Regions from separate parts of the Homo sapiens genome. Here region 1 is linked to region 2. Evidence: chromatin loops called from intact Hi-C (ENCODE). Cell type or tissue: adrenal gland. All regions are shown on one strand. Links, peaks and the distances in the headings refer to the core of each region. The heading gives the core; the rest is flanking DNA. Region 1 holds the start of PIK3IP1-DT (PIK3IP1 divergent transcript). Region 2 overlaps LIMK2 (LIM domain kinase 2).

What was found. A loop is a pair of places that touch in the nucleus more often than their neighbours do. Peaks named below come from ENCODE experiments on the same cell type or tissue, not always from the same donor. Only the 100,000 strongest peaks of a DNase experiment are listed, where the experiment ranks them.
Region 1: it touches region 2 in a loop (3-fold over the local background); 4 of 110 quality-filtered maps call a loop at or near these places.

The regions. Positions count from the first base shown.
Region 1 is chr22:31,330,093-31,338,417 of GRCh38, forward strand. It overlaps PATZ1 (POZ/BTB and AT hook containing zinc finger 1), which reads right to left. Exons shown (of 5, transcript NM_014323.3): 3 at 5,600-5,771. PIK3IP1-DT (PIK3IP1 divergent transcript) reads left to right here and starts at 5,257. Exons shown (of 2, transcript NR_110542.1): 1 at 5,257-5,324; 2 at 7,576-7,929. In adrenal gland, for the core only: no CTCF peak of the experiment used is centred there; no DNase peak of the experiment used is centred there; H3K27ac peaks cover 972 bases.
Region 2 is chr22:31,268,481-31,276,805 of GRCh38, forward strand. LIMK2 (LIM domain kinase 2) reads left to right here. Exons shown (of 16, transcript NM_005569.4): 12 at 2,656-2,721; 13 at 4,050-4,224; 14 at 4,972-5,027; 15 at 6,671-6,828. It also overlaps the pseudogene PPP1R14BP1. Among named protein-coding and RNA genes, the nearest start is that of PIK3IP1, 20 kb to the right of the region's middle. RefSeq lists an enhancer at 7,728-8,308. In adrenal gland, for the core only: CTCF peaks have their summits at 4,550 (motif pointing left) and 4,750; a DNase peak (open chromatin) is centred at 4,371.

The DNA.
Region 1 (8,325 bases), core at 5-8,004, 62 kb after region 2:
GTACTGTGTAATGTCTGCATGAGATTTGTTTTAAAAAAGTCTGAATTGGCATGGTATTTTGAATGCTGCTGGAACTGTAATAAAGGTTCACCTTTAGGAAGTGCTGATGGCACACCAGGGCCCAGCACACCGCATGCACTATTCTATAGAATTTGCCCAACACCCTTTGTGCTACAGATTACTATTATACCCATTTTACAGATAAAGAAATAAGAGGCTTTGTGAGGTTAGGGAGGCTGAGGTGGGCAGATCACGAGGTCAGGAGATCGAGACCATCCTGGCTAACACAGTGAAACCCCGTCTCTACTAAAAATATAAAAAATTAGCTGGGCGTGGTAGCAGGCACCTGTAAGCTGAGATCATGCCACTGCGCTCCAGCCTGGGCAACAGAGCGAGACTCCGTCTCAAAAAAAAAAGAGGCTTGGTGAGGTTAAGTAACCTGGTCACACGTACAGCTACTGAGTGGCAGAGCCTGGACTCCAACCCCAGGATCATGTGCCACCAGAACTTGGCCCTTAGCTACTGGGCAGATGCTTTAACCCACTTATGCCTCATGTTCCATTATTGGGACGCTAACCTTTTAGGAATTATTTGTATCCTACTGCTCAAGATCATCATTAAAGTCTGATTTTTCACAAAAAAGTTTGTAACCTCCAGCATAAATGGGTTAATTGGTTCCTGTGTCTTAGCCCTGAGCCCTAGAAATATCCAGTGGACTTTTACAATAGGTTTCATTATTACCATTTACACTCATGTATTTTTCGACCATAATGGTATGTTAGAATGGAAGCTGCTGGAAAAACAGGGCTGGCCTGTGGGAACTTTATTTAACAAGTTCTCCTCTGACAGCAGCAGTTAGTGGTTCTGAAGGGAAATGTGGGATTGGGCCAATTTTCCTTCCTTTCCCAATACAGCTACTTCAAAGATCTGTCTAGACCAGGTGCTGGTGTCCTGCCCTGCCTGGTAGAGCAAGTTGTCCTGTGCTATGACCGCAGTGGTCTGCCTGAGGCTGATCATGGGTATAGATTGGTGTAAGAGGGTCCCATGTAGACATCCCTAAGAGGGAGGCTGTAGTCAGGAGTGAGGAGACAAGGCTAATGGGAAAGAGGCTGTTAGCCCTGCCCCTTGGGGTGGTACTGTAGAGTCCCCTAAAACAAAGCAGAACCAGGAGACATTGGCTCCCACCAATCAGTACAAGATATTAGAACTTTCTGATAATATGATGATACCACTTTAGAAGGTAATTTTTTCCTTTTTTTTTTTTTTTGAGACAGAGTCTCACTCTCGCTCAGGCTGGAGTGCAGTGGCACCATCTCGGCTCACTGCAAGCTCCGCCTCCAGGGTTCATGCCATTCTCCTGCCTCAGCCTCCCTGGTAGCTGGGACTACAGGCGCCCGCCACCATACCTGGCTAATTTTTTTTGTATTTTTAGTAGAGACGGGGTTTCACCATGTTAGCCAGGATGGTCTCGGATCTCCTGACTTCGCGATCCACCCGCCTCGGCCTCCCAAAGTGCTGGGATTACAGGCGTGAGCCACCGTGCCCGGCCTTTCCTTAGTTTTTTAATCCCTTGTGGGGTCTCTAAAATAGCATGAAGCTCTCTCCCTGTGATGAACCAGAGCAGGTCCACTGCAATCAAAAGGGGACAGAAAGGAGCGGGAGAGCACCAGGAATTATTATGTTTACTCCTTACTGGGAGAGCTATACCAAGAGAACACAGCAGATGCTCAATAAAAACTTGCTGAGTTTGGCTGGGCGCAGTGGCTCATGCACTTTGGGAGGCCGAGGCAGGCAGATCACCTGAGGTTGGGAGTTCCGGACCAGCCTGACCAACATGGAGAAACCCTGTCTCTACTAAAAATACAAAATTAGCCGGGCGTGGTGGTGCATGCCTGTAATCCCAGCTAACTAGGGAGGCTGAGGAAGGAGAATCGCTTGAACCAAGGAGGTGGAGGTTGTGATGAGCTGAGATCGCGCCATTGCACTCCAGTCTGGGCAACAACAGCGAAACTGTCTTGCTGAGTTTTCCTGAAAAACAGTCTTAGAAACACGTGGCTGAGTCCTCTTGACTTTACCCCAGCTGCAGACTGTACTATCTATAGCAAAACCACATGGCGGGGTGGTAGGAGTGGATCCACAGCTGCCACTTAAAGCCTAGAATTTAAACACAGAGCAACTCAGCAGCCAAGTGTTAGGATGAAACAGAAGCTGAGCTTCTGAGCAGAATACGTCTTTGAAGCCAGACATATTTAGCCGGAATTCTAAACTTACCCACCCATTCACCACTGATTAACCAAGATCCAAAGAGGCAGCTTGATCCAGCCATCCACGCAATGGAGATGCTGAGCACACATATGACTGCCACTACAACCAACAAGCCACCGGCCCTTTCACTCCAGAGACGATGGTCTTATTAGCAAAAGGCCACTGCTCCTCAGTTGCATTTTCTTGCCTGGTGTGCCTGCACTTGGCACTCCAGAAGCAAATCATCCTTTGGCAGGTTCCACATCAATGCAGGGGTTGGGGACTGCTTTCTCCTTGTCCAAACCCTGAAGGGGCCATTCCCAACTGCACTGTGTTGGAGTGGGCCTACATAGCTTGATGTGAGTCCAGGGGAACAGCAGGTTCCCTGCATCCATCCACTTGTGTGCTTACCTCTGACTGGGGAGAAGGCTTCCTCTACCTTTCAAGCAATGATGTTTGCATTCAAATGTCTCTGTCAAAGGCGGATTCCTGATAATCTGTTCCTCTTCACCATACCAGCACATAGGCATATATACAAAGATCCTGCTACAGAAACTTTAAAGGAAGAAAATCATGGTGATCAGCCAGGGCCTTCTCCCTTTTCCACTGTTCAACTCAACTGATTTCCTCAACTCAAAAATGTGGGAACAAGCTTTTCTAGCCATAATACTCCCTCCACTGCAAATGATCTTCCTGTACAAATAGTATCATACACATCCTGATATGTCTGTATGACAAAGCCAGAGTCATCTGTCTCTTCAACTTGCATCTGACTCACGTGTGAGGCTGCAGGAGTCAGGCTGCCTTTCCTCTTTGCCATTCTTCACAGCCAGGAGTCATTTTTGTGGCAAAAATTGAAAAAGACAGATCTATAGGTAGATACTTAAGTCAACTATTTAAGAATTGTTGGGATTGAAGGATCTGAGGGCACCTGGAAGTTCACCTGATTCAATCTTAACTGTTCTGACATTCAGCCTTTGTTTGAACACATGCAGAGATAAGAACATTCGTTTATTCGTGCAACCCCTCCTGTAGGTACAGGCTTGGTGGCAGCAGGGCAAAGGAGGACACAGAGCTCTCTGCATTTTGATTCCAATGTCTCAATGTTTTTGGTGCTCAGAAAGAACTTTATCCTCTTCCTTTTTTTTTTTTTTTTTTTTTGTCTCTTCCTATTTCTGCCCAAGGAATGAGTCCAGGAGTAGAATCCTGCTCCTTCTCTTCTGATAAAAACTGCAATTGTTTTCTCTTCTTTCTGAGTACCCAGCATGGGTTGGACCAGCACCTTCTTTAGTCTTCTTGCAGGAAAGGGACTTCCCGCTCTGGCTCTGGAACCCAGAGATGTTTGGCCTGTGATCCAGACCCAGTCTTGGCTTTTCTGAGAAAAAGTAGACTCTGGTTTACTCTTCTGGATTCTCCATTCCGGTCATGTAGCTTATGGCTGTTGCCCAAGTTCTCTTTACTAGCCCTTGGAAAATAAATCCTGATGTACAATAGTTGTTGGCTTTGCCACATCAGCTGCTTCCTTACTGGGCCAACTTTCCCACTGTCCCTGCTGCTCTCAGTTTTTCTCTCCTCCTGAGCTGGGCTTCAAGGGCTGTAGCCCTGGGTCTCCTGTCCAGTTTCTGCCCTACTCCACCATCTGGTCTGGGCTTTCTGAGTTTTATCATGAGCACCCTTCTCCACTCAGCAGTTTTCAACCTCTGGTCTCTGACCCCAGTTCTCAGACTGGGAACTTCCATATTGAAAACTTGACAAAATGCCTGCTAACAGCTTGTTACAGCAGGTTTTGAGTTATCCGGGGGAGCTGTCAGGAAGCCAGGTTAGGATGAAGCAAGACAAGAAACGACATTATTTCTAGGGCTGGGGAAGCCCCAGTCAAGACAGTCAGCCACAGCCTGATAACTCTCCCTGCATGCGCAAGCCCACCGCTTGCAACCTGGAGGAAGCTCCTGTCAGCAATGGGCTCTAATGACATGTCAGAAAACAGAACAGACAGCTTAAGAGACCTTCACTACTACTTCCCTGCTTTCACAGCAGGTGTCCTGGTGGTACAAACCCCAGGTATGAAGCTGCAAGGAGGGACCCAGTTCCAGGACACCAAGAACACCCAGCTACTCAGCAATCTCCTTCCACCGTGGACCTCGGCACATGAACACAGCACAGGCACCCAACGATTCCGCCAAGGCCTGCAGGAGTGTTGTGCCTGGTCCAACCCAGAGTGTCAACAAGCATGTCTTTCCCAACATTGTTACAAAGTGCAAGGATAGAGTCTCCCAAGTGTGCGGCTCCTTTCACCTACCTTGTCTCCTGGGATCCTCATAACAGCCCTGTGAGGTGGGAAAGGGGGCTATTCTTAACCCCATTTGAGAGATGAAGAAACTCAAGCTTAGAGAGGGAATGGGAGAACTCGAGGCCACCTAGTGAGAGGCTGGGACTAAACCCTGGGTCTCTTGACTCCTGGTTCAGTGCTGCACCCACTAAGCAGGCTTTCGGAAGCATTGGGACAAGCAAGAATGCCCCAGGAGATAAGGACATCCCAGTGCTCCCCACTGGCCAAAGCAAAGCACACCATGCAGAAGCATCCTCACGTTCACAGATAGCTGCTCCAACCTCCTTTAGCACAGACACAGTGCAAGCCTCCACTGATGCTGTGCTTGCAAAACACAAACATCTAGCACTTCCAACAGCCAACTAGACCCGGCAGAACCTTGGGGACAGGCTTGACTTCACCCAACACAACACCACTGCCACAGAGTTAGACACTACTTAGGCCCACCTTGTCCTCAAGCATGCTGCCCTGCTCAGAGCACCTTCCACTTTCCTCTCTCAAGGCCACAATCTACCTGAGTTTGGGCTCTCTTCTGACTACTTGTGCTACAAAGTGTCTGCTCCTTGTTTATCTCCAGACTCAACCTCCTTCCCTGGCTGCTGAATTTCATATGCCAGTGAATCAACCAGCAAAAGCTCTCAAGCCGGACCAACCTCTTTTTCTCTCACTTTGGGACCTACTAACTCCCCCACCAACCTCAGTGGTTCAGTGGTGTCTGCAAAATGCATCCATCCTGCCATCTGAGTAGCAGGTGAGAGTTATGGGCCCAAGCTTGGGAAGAACCTCTCTCCTTCTGTTTTGACCTGCTGGTCTCCTGGGACTTCCCATTCTAAGCACCCCAAGCTTCTTGGGAAGGAAGAGGTAGCAAATAGCTAGTTGGGTGATGAAGGTGTTTATCATTCAGTGGGAAGTAGGGGGTGGCTGTGCAAAGAGTGGAGTCTGAGGCAGGGTGATTGAGACACCCCTAGGCCTCCCATACACGCTCAGGCCCATCCTCTGGAAGTGAGGAAACAGTGGGCAGATTACCTCGGTTACAGATACTGCAGAAGTTGCTGGGCCCCTCGCTGTGCTTCTTCAGGTGGTCTGCCATGTATGCTGCCCGCAAGTACTTCCCACACACCTGGCAGGGCACCTTGTCTTCATGACAGGCCAGGTGGGAGCGCAGACGGTCTCGGGTGGCAAAAGAAGCATTGCAGGTCTGAAGGCAGAAAAGAAAATGGGATGATGTGAAACCCAGCACCCCACACCTGACTCCCCACCAAGTGCACCATGAAGCAAAGGCAATTTCTGGCCATCACATGACCTCCCTTTATAAAGACAGCTTTAGAGTTTGGCTCAGGCTCCCTACCCAGAATGCCAAGAGGCTGCTCTTATTTCCCATGGTACCTCCTTACGGGACACTTGAGTGGGAATCACTGGTACTAACTAAATGACTACTGGAAATGTACCCAGGACATGGCAAGCTAAGCTCTATACCCCTCTACACAATGAAGAGTTACACATTTGCTCATCCTTAGACATTAAGAATTGACTTTAGGTGCATTAGCTATAATGCACAGAATTACATTTACATGAATTTACAGATGAGTTATTGGCATATAAACCAGCCTTCCTGTTCTGTATCCCTGGGTTTCCCCTAGTTTTATACAAAGAATTATATTTGTTCATTTTATTCAAAAGTGACATTAGTCTTGGCCAGGGAAATGGAAAGGAAAGGCAGGACAAAGTGCAGAGATAATTATTCGTAATATTTTCACGAGTTTGAATTGAAAAAGCAGCCCATTAAATGATAGTGGCAATTCTGACGACATGAGAATTAGCAGACAGCAAGGGCCAGAGGCTTCAAAAGTGTCTGTGGGCCGGGTGCGGTGGCTCATGCTTGTAATCCCAGCGCTTTGGGAGGCCGAGATGGGTGGATCACCTGAGGTCAGGAGTTCAAGACCAGCCTGGCCAACATGGTGAAACCCCATCTCTATTAAAAATATAAAAAATTAGCCGGGTGTGGTGGCAGACTCCCGTAATCCCAGCTACTTGGGAGGCTGAGGCAGGAGAATCACTTGAACCTGGGAGGTAGAGGTTGCAGTGAGCCAAGATCGTGTCACTGCACTCCAGCCTGGGCAACAAGTCAAGACTTCCTCTCAAAAAAAAAAAAAAAAAAAAAAATCCGGGCGCGGTGGCTCACACCTGTAATCCCAGCACTTTGGGAGGCTGAGGCGGGCGGATCACGAAGTCAGGAGATCAAGACCATCCTGGCTAACACGGTGAAACTCGGTCTCTACTAAAAACACAAAAAAATTAACCAGGCATGGTGGCAGGTGCCTGTAGTCCCAGCTACTCGGGAGGCTGAGGCGGGAGAATGGCATAAACCCGGGAGGCAGAGCTTGCAGTGAGCCGAGATCACACCACTGCACTCCAGCCTGGGCAACAGAGCAAGACTCCGTCTCAAAAAAAAAAAGCATTTGTGAAACGTTAAGCTGGGGAAGTGCTGGTGACAGCAAGGATGATGATACTACCCTGTATTGATTAAGCATTCATTGTGTGCCAGGCAGGCACGGTGCTCAGCCTTTTAGAGGCACTTATCTCATGCAACCCATCCTGACAGCAGCCCTCCGAGGCAAGCTGTGTGATCACCCTCCAAGACAGCGTGGCTTTGGAAAGCTGTGGTGTGAGCTGAGCACCAACTCACAGCCAGGCCCCCGGGGTTGGATGAGTCAGGAGCTGAAGGTCAGAACCAGCACCCTGGAAGGAGGACTCAGGTTGGCAGGCACTTCCTGTACCTGAGCACCTGACTTAGTACCAGTGATCAGTCTCCTCACAACATCCCTTCCTCAGCTGGAGCTTACAAAGGCATTCCAGCTGTGGGGGTCATAGAATATTGGGAAAGCCCTGAGAAGAGCTGAATCCGTTGGCTTTCAAGCTATTTTGGTTCCAGGGAGGTGTTTCATGGGTTCTAGTCAATTTTGACTCATTTCTTTTGTGTGTGTGTGTGTTTACTGTTTTAGAACTGTAAGAGAAAGCAACATTCACCTTTGTGTCACAGATCAAATGGTAACCCACTGAAGACCACCCCATTACCTTGTGCTAGAACGGAACTGCCTCTGCCATCTCTCTTTAACAGAAGCACATCCTGAGAACCTGAGAGCTCAAGGTAAGTGGCTGAACACTGTCAACACATACAGACATCTAACTGTCTCCTTACTGTACAGCCATAGCAAGAAACAAACGCATGCAATGCTGTCAAGGTAGAAGACACCACTGTTTACTACCCCAGTCCCAAATATCTGTGTACGTTAGCACAGCCTACCTAGCTCTTCTGTCATTGTCTTTTTAAGTAAACATTATACATTTGAACTGAATTTGTAGCAATGACATACTGCTTTTATCTGTTTTATATATTCAGTGTATTCATATCATAAATGAGGAAACCTTCAGAAGGTGAACTTGCTTAAAACACAAGACTCAGCTACTAAAGAAAGTCTAGCACACCCACCCCCACCACACCCAGGCCAGTACTTTACCAATCCTCCTGGACACCCTGGGGGATTCTGATCTCTCCCAGTTTACAGCTGGGCCAGTGGAGGCCGTGAGAGGATATGAGACAGCTGGACTAAGAACCAGTCCCAGAGCCTGTGCTCTTACCATCTCCAGATTCAGGAGAGGGAGCTTCTGCTGAGTGAAAGGTGCTCATACTTTATAACACAGTGTACAGTACTTGGCAGCCAGGACTCCCAAAAGGGAAAGGTGAACAGATT
Region 2 (8,325 bases), core at 110-8,109:
CACAGGTATTCAGGTGCTGAGGGCCCTTAGACCAACTAGAGCACCTCACTGCCTAGGAAATCAATGAAGGGGAAATGAGTTCTAGCGGAGCCCTGAAGGATCAGAATTGGATAAAGTTCTTATTGGCAGAGAGGCACCAGGATTGAAGTGACAGGAGCAAAGACCTGGGAGGAAAGAGGAGAAAATCATCTATTTCACCTGGAAACAAATGATTCCAAGCATAGAAATAATAACAGCTGACAAGTACTGAGTGCCCTCTATATGCTAGGCACTGGGCTGAGGGATTAACATGCATGTGCATGTTTATTCCTCATGACAACCTTGGTTTCCAGATAAGCTGGACTGGAAAGGGACAGAGCTGGGATCCTGGGCTAATCAGTCTGGTCGCCAAGCCTGAGACTTTAGCCACTGCCCTTCACATGGGGGTCCATGAAAATAGTAGTAGTCTGGAACAGTTTGGGGGTACATCAAGGTCGCTGTGTTTTAAGCTATGGAGTCTGGACTATAGGAGACAAATGTAAAAGAGTTTTTTGGTTGACTGGCTTTTTGGTTTTTTTGTTTGTTTGTTTGTTTGTTTTTTTGTTTTTTTTTCCTGTTTCTGGGGCTTGAATCAGGAAGGAGGTTTTTTTGTTGTTGTTGTTTTGAGAAAGGATATTGCTCTGTTGCCCAGACTGGAGTGCAGTGGCACGATCATGGCTCACTACAGCTTCGACCTCCTGGGCTCAAGCAATCCTCCTGCCTTAGCCTCCCAAGTAGCTGGACTACAGGTGTGTACCACCACACCTAATTTTTTGAATTTTTTTTTCTTTTTTTTTTTTTTTTTTTTTGGTAGAGACAGGTTCTCACTTTGTTGCCCAGGCTGATCTCAAACTCCTGGGCTCAAGCATTCCTCCTGCCTCGCCCTCCCAAAGTGTTGGGATTACAGTTGTGAGCCACCATGCCCGGCAGGAAAAGATTTTTAAGCAAGAAAGCTTAAGAGCTGTGGTTTTTCCAAAATGAGTCTGGGCTGGCACAGTGGCTCATGCCTGTAATCCCAGCACTTTTTTGGGAGGCCGAGGTGAGTGGATCACTTGAGGTCAGGAGTTTGAGACCAGCCTGGCCAACTGGTGAAACCCTGTTTCTACTAAAGAAAAAAATGCAAAAATTAGCTGGGCGTGGTGGTGCACGCCTGTAGTCCCAGCTACTCAGGAGGCCGAGGCAGGAGAATAGCTTGAACCTGGGAGGCAGAAGTTGCAGTGAGCCAAGATCACACCACTGCATTCCAGCCTGGGTGACAGAGTGAGACTTCATCTCAAAAAAAAAAAAAAAGAGAGACTGATATGGTTAGTACATTGGGGTGGAATGCGGAGGGTCCAGGGAATGGAGCCCTGCATAGGGGGCTAATGAAACATTTCAAATTTCTGAATTAAGGTAGTGGCTGTGGGGACAGGAGCCTGGGAGGCCGGGTGGAGTCAGAATGGAGAGACTGGTTGGCAATGAGGGAACAGGAGGAGGAGGAGGAGGAGTTACGAGTGGCTTGAGGTGTCACTTACCAGACATTTGGGGGATGGGGGATAGCCATGATTGTTGAGCAACTGGTTTGGGAAGAGCTAGCATTGATCCCTGCTGTTCTGTGCTAGCAGAACCTATCAGCATCTTCTGGGCAGGAAACTGGCTCCATGAGACTGGCTTAGGGAGAGGCTGCTAGTCACCTAATCTGCAGAGAAGGGGCAGCTGGAGCTGTGGGACAGAAGAGGCATCCATGTAGCTGGTGGGGGTGTCTCAGCTTGTGAAGAGGAGATGGCTTTGAGCAGGGCTGACACTGAAAAGGCTGGAAGAAAAAAACAGACACACAAGAGTCTCAGGATCAGGTAGCATAGGAAAGTTGTGGACAGTCTTTGAGGAGCACTCCCTCAGGCAGGCAGGCAGGCAGGTCATGAGCTATAGCGATTCAGGAAGAGCTCCCTGGGTGTGTGAGCAGCTCCAGGAGCCTAAGGGATGAAAGTAGTATTGCAGGGGGCTGGAGAGCAAGGAGTGGCTCCTTCTACATTTGCAAGGGAAGGAGAAAGGAAGTTGCTCCTGAGAGTGGTAAGAGTCAGTGGTGGAGGCCTGGAGAGGAGACATAACAAACAAATTTGTTGACAAACATTTTGGTAGGAAGGGGGAGAGCTTAAAGTTTAGACAGTGGGGAAGGTGGAGTCTTAGAGGAGGTGAATGTCTGAAAGACAGAGCTAGCTGGAGCAAGAAGTCACTTCTCTGTTGCAGGCAGGAAGGATCCAAAGTGGCTCAAGCCAGAGATTGGGAGAGTGGGGAGGAGGGAGCAGCCTGGATCTAAGTAAAATGGGTAGAGGTGGAGGGGGTGCTGCAACGGCCAGGGTTTTCTGAAGTTGGGGACATTAGGAGAGAGCTGTGAGGGCTTTGGCCAGCCACTGTGCTAGTGATTGGTGAACCAAAGGATGGGCAGGAGATGGCAGCAGGGAAGCAGAGGAAGTCCAGGCTTCCTGTTGGTATTGGGACAAGGGAGAGGCCATAGGAGGCCCTGGCCCTGTTGTCCAGGTTGGGTTCTGAAGCTGGGTGGGCATGGCCTGGTAGGAGAGCATCTATGGCGCCCAATTCCAGATTCAGGGTCTAGTTGATTTGCTGGCCCTGTAGCCTCAGCTCATGCTTCTGTTCCAGGCCTATTTGCACTCTATGTGCATCATCCACCGGGATCTGAACTCGCACAACTGCCTCATCAAGTTGGTATGTCCCACTGCTCTGGGCCTGGCCTCCAGGGTCCTATCCTTCCTGGCTTCCTTGTCACAAAGGAGGCTGACTTGTCCCCTCTGGCTAGAGGGCAGAGGTGTTGCCTAGGAGCTCCTATCTTTCCCTTCCTGCTTCTTCCAATGCCCTTCTCTGTCCTCTGGGAGCTCCGAGACACACACAGACATAATTTCACCTTCTCTCATTAGCAACCTTTGAAATAATTTGATTAGAAGGGACTTCAGAAGTTTGTTGACTATATGTAGAAAACCCTGTCATTTTACCTGCTTTTGCCCCATAGTAGTCTTGTAAAACAGTTCATTGCTGACCCCATTTTACAGTGGTGGCACCTGAAGCCTCAGCCTGAGGCCACCGAGCTAGTAAATTTACAGGGACCAGTTTGAGACCAGCATTCCTCCCACTGCCCCTCAGCTGTGGTGGTTACAATGTTGTTTGTCTTACTGACTTGCTATCTGGCTTCCTGGGTGTCTACCGGCTGGCCCTGGCTCTGCCCTCTAGACCCACACCACGCAATCTTCATTCCTTTCCCACATGACTGCCCTGTAGCTATTCAAAGAGCTTGTCTCCCCCAAGTCTCCCCATCTACTGCCTCCACCTTGCCTTTTTCTGTCTTATCCTGGTTCTAGCCACTGCCTGAAATCATTTTAGGAATAAGACAGGACAGGGAAAAACAAAAGCAACCCCCTGTCCCACCTCTGAGTTCCACTCTCCAAGTCCCTGAGCCTCACCTCCAGGGCTCCAGTGGCTCTGCCATGAACCCACTGTGGGCTGGGAGTCTGCTGTGCACAGATACCAGACCCTCAGAAACACAAATGCCAAGTGTGTCTGTTTTTTTGTTTTGTTTTGTTTTGTTTTTTAGATGGAGTCTCATTCTGTTTCCCAGGCTGGAGTGCAGTGGTGCAATCTTGGCTTACTGCAGCCTCTACCTCCCGGGTTCTAGTGATTCTTCTGCTTCAGCCTCCCAAGTAGCTAGGACTACAGGCGTGTGCCACCACGCCCAGCTAATTTTTTTTTTTTTTTTTTTGTATTTTTAGTAGAGACGGGGTTTTGCCATGTTGGCCAGGCTGGTCTTGAACTCCTGACCTCAGGTGATTCACCCGCCTTGGCCTCCCAAAGTTCTGGGATTACAGGTGGAAGCCACCGTGCCTGGCCTGAGTGTGTCTATTTGATAGAGCTTTCTGCTCTGATTCTCCCTTGCTATACACCTTTTCTCCCCTTCTCAGTGGCTTCTCTTGCCTATGCTTCCTCCCCAGGGCCAGGTTTGAGAACATCCCCATGAAGTCCTGACCTGTCTTTTATCCTACCAGGACAAGACTGTGGTGGTGGCAGACTTTGGGCTGTCACGGCTCATAGTGGAAGAGAGGAAAAGGGCCCCCATGGAGAAGGCCACCACCAAGAAACGCACCTTGCGCAAGAACGACCGCAAGAAGCGCTACACGGTGGTGGGAAACCCCTACTGGATGGCCCCTGAGATGCTGAACGGTGAGTCCTGAAGCCCTGGAGGGGACACCCGCAGAGGGAGGACAGATGCTGCCCTTGCATCAGAGCCCTGGGAATTCCAGGGGAGGCCTGTGAAGCGTAGGACCGGATACCCAGAGCTGAGGATATTTTTCCCTTGCCAGGTGGGGCCTCACGATTTAGCTCCTGAGCTCAGGGGGCTGGGAACTGATCAGTGTCCCATCATGGGGGATAAGGTGAGTTCTGACTGTGGCATTTGTGCCTCAGGGATCGCTAAGAGCTCAGGCTATTGTCCCAGCTTTAGCCTTCTCTCTCCATGGTGAGAACTGAAGTGTGGTGCCCTCTGGTGGATAATGCTCAAACCAACCAGAGATGCTGGTTGGGATTCTTGAAATCAGGGTTGTGAGGCCTCAGAAATGGTCTGAATACAATCCATTTTGGAGTCTGAGGCCCAGAGAAGTTCAGTGAATTGCCTAGGAGCATACAGCTGCCTAATGGCAGAGGCTAGATGAACCCTAGTCTGGTTCTTTTCCACTTTAACGTGCAGTTTCATCCTAGGCAGTGTTATGTTATAAGGGCTCTCCAAGGCAGTTCACCTACAGCTGAGGAAGGACTATTTTCAGGTGGTGTCTGCGCAGGACAGCCTGTGGGGTGTCCCTACAGAACCTGTTCTAGCCCTAGTTCTTAGCTGTGGCTTAGATTGACCCTAGACCCAGTGCAGAGCAGGTAAGGGATGTAAACTTAACAGTGTGCTCTCCTGTGTTCCCCAAGGAAAGAGCTATGATGAGACGGTGGATATCTTCTCCTTTGGGATCGTTCTCTGTGAGGTGAGCTCTGGCACCAAGGCCATGCCCGAGGCAGCAGGCCTAGCAGCTCTGCCTTCCCTCGGAACTGGGGCATCTCCTCCTAGGGATGACTAGCTTGACTAAAATCAACATGGGTGTAGGGTTTTATGGTTTATAACGCATCTGCACATCTTTGCCACGTTCGTGTTTCATTGGTCTTAAGAGAAGGACTGGCAGGGTTTTTTTGTTTTAGATGGAGCCTCACTTCGTTGCCCAGGCTGGAGTGCAGTGGCACAATCTGGGCTCACTGCAACCTCTGCCTTCTGGGTTCAAGTGATTCTCCTGCCTCAGCCTCCCAAGTAGCTGGGACTACCGGCACACACCACCATGCCCGGCTAATTTTTGTATTTTTAGTAGAGACAGGGTTTCACCATGTTGGCCAGGCTGGTCTTGAACTCCGGACCTCAGGTGATCCGCCTGCCTCAGCCTCTAAAAGTGCTGGAATTAATAGGCGTGAGCTACCTCGCCCGGCCAGGTTTTTTTTTTTTTTTTTTTAGTTGAGGAAACTGAGGCTTGGAAGAGGGCAGTGGCTTGCACATGGTCGATAAGGGGCAGATGAGACTCAGAATTCCAGAAGGAAGGGCAAGAGACTGTTCATGTGGCTGTCTAGCTAGCTCTTGGGCCAAATGTAGCCCTTCTCAGTTCCCTTCAAGTAGAAGTAGCCACTCTAGGAAGTGTCAGCCCTGTGCCAGGTACCACGTGGACAGAGTGAGGAATCTTGGAAAGATTCCTACCTTTAGGAGTTTAGTCAGGTGACAGCATATCTCAGCGACTCAAACACACACACATTCAAAGCCTTCTGTAATTCCTACAAAGTTGTGAGGGGTAGAGGAGAGGAGAGACAAGGGATGGTTAGGATAATGAAGGAATGTTTTGTTTTTGTTTTTGTTTTTGAGATGGAGTTTCACTCTGTCACCCAGGCTGGAGTGCAGAGGTGCAATCTTGGCTCACTGCAGCCTCCGCCTCCCAGGTTCAAGCAATCCTCCTGCCTCAGCCTCCCAAGTAGCTGGGACTACAGGTGTGCGCCACCACGCCTGGCTAATTTTTGTATTTTCAGTAGAGACAGGGTTTCGCCATATTGGCCAGGCTGGTCTCAAATGCCTGACCTCAGGTGATCCACCCGCTTCAGCCTCCCAAAGTGCTGAGATTACAGGCATGAGCTACCGTGCCTGGCCATGAAGGAAGATTTGTTTTAAAAAATTGTTTTCTTTAATATTAATTGAACACCTCTGTTCAGAGCACTGGGCTGGTGCCAGAGGGTTTCAGACATGAATCAGATCCAGCACCTCATAGAGCCTTAACTCTGGCACACACACACAGCCACAAGGAGACACAGACAAGGCAGGGTAGGATGAGTGGAAGCTAGGAGCAGATGCTGATTTGGAACACTTGGCTTCTGCAGTGAAGCCCCTTCTTAGTCCTCTTCAGTAACCCAGCTCTCAGTGGATACAGGTCTGGATTAGTAAGATTTGGAGAGATGATTGGGGATTGGGGAGAGCTCTCTAACCTATTTTACCACCTCCTCTTCTGCCATTCTTCCTGTCCACATCCCAGCATCCCTTTCCCTTGCCAAGTATCTGTGGCCTCTGTAGTCCTTTGTAAACAGCTGTCTTCTTACCCTACAGATCATTGGGCAGGTGTATGCAGATCCTGACTGCCTTCCCCGAACACTGGACTTTGGCCTCAACGTGAAGCTTTTCTGGGAGAAGTTTGTTCCCACAGATTGTCCCCCGGCCTTCTTCCCGCTGGCCGCCATCTGCTGCAGACTGGAGCCTGAGAGCAGGTTGGTATCCTGCCTTTTTCTCCCAGCTCACAGGGTCCTGGGACGTTTGCCTCTGTCTAAGGCCACCCCTGAGCCCTCTGCAAGCACAGGGGTGAGAGAAGCCTTGAGGTCAAGAATGTGGCTGTCAACCCCTGAGCCATCTGACAACACATATGTACAGGTTGGAGAAGAGAGAGGTAAAGACATAGCAGCAAGTAATCTGGATAGGACACAGAAACACAGCCATTAAAAGAAAGTTTAAAAGAAGGAAATTCACCCAAACCATTTGAATACAGTAAGTGTATTCATCTTTCGATATTCCCCTGTCCATATCTACACATATACTTTTTTTTATAGTAAATAGTTCTGTATTTTGCCCTGCATTTCCCTTGTGTTTACTATCCAGTCTTCCTGTTTATCATTTTTGTCGACAACATGAAATTCTATTGAGAGACTGTCTGAACATATTGTAATGTAGATGTTCAGGTTTTTCCAGTTTCTCTTTACAATAGGTATTTAACTACAGTGAGCAGTTTTATGCATTTAGCTAATTTCTCCTTTGAGGAAGTATTTTCAAAATTACCTTTATTCTTCTCAGGTAATAATTTCATTATTACCAAAGTTACCCTAGGTCTTTTCAAGTGTGTGGTTAAAAAACGAGAATCTGGCTGGGCGCGATGGCTCACACCTGTAATCCCAGCACTTTGGGAGGCTGAGGCTGGTGGATCACCTGAGGTCTGGAGTTCGAGACCAGCCTGGCCAACATGGTGAAACCCCATCTCTACTAAAAATACAAAACTTAGCCAGGCATGGTGGCAGGTGCCTGTAACCCCAGCTACTTGGGAGGCTGAGGCAGGAGAATTGCTTGAACCCAGGGGCGGAGGTTGCAGTGAGCCGATATCACGCCATTGCACTCCAGCCTCGGCAACAAGAGTGAAACTCTGTCTCAAAAATGGGGTTCTTTTCCTGCCATCAAAAATCATGTTTCTTTTAAAAACAAGTTCAAACATTACCAAAGTTTATAGCACAGGAAATACGTCTTCTGTAATCTCCCTTAACCAATATATCCCTCAACATTCTCCTCACCCCCAACTCCACCCTCCCAGGATAACCAGTTGGGACATAATCTTTATTTAAAAATGGTTTCCGGATAGAGAAAGCGCTTCGGCGGCGGCAGCCCCGGCGGCGGCCGCAGGGGACAAAGGGCGGGCGGATCGGCGGGGAGGGGGCGGGGCGCGACCAGGCCAGGCCCGGGGGCTCCGCATGCTGCAGCTGCCCCCGGGCGCCCCCGCCGCCGCCCTCGCCGCGGAGCCGGCGAGCTAACCTGAGCCAGCCGGCGGGCGTCACGGAGGCGGCGGCACAAGGAGGGGCCCCACGCGCGCACGTGGCCCCGGAGGCCGCCGTGGCGGACAGCGGCACCGCGGGGGGCGCGGCGTTGGCGGCCCCGGCCCCGGCCCCCAGGCCAGGCAGTGGCGGCCAAGGACCACGCATCTACTTTCAGAGCCCCCCCCGGGGCCG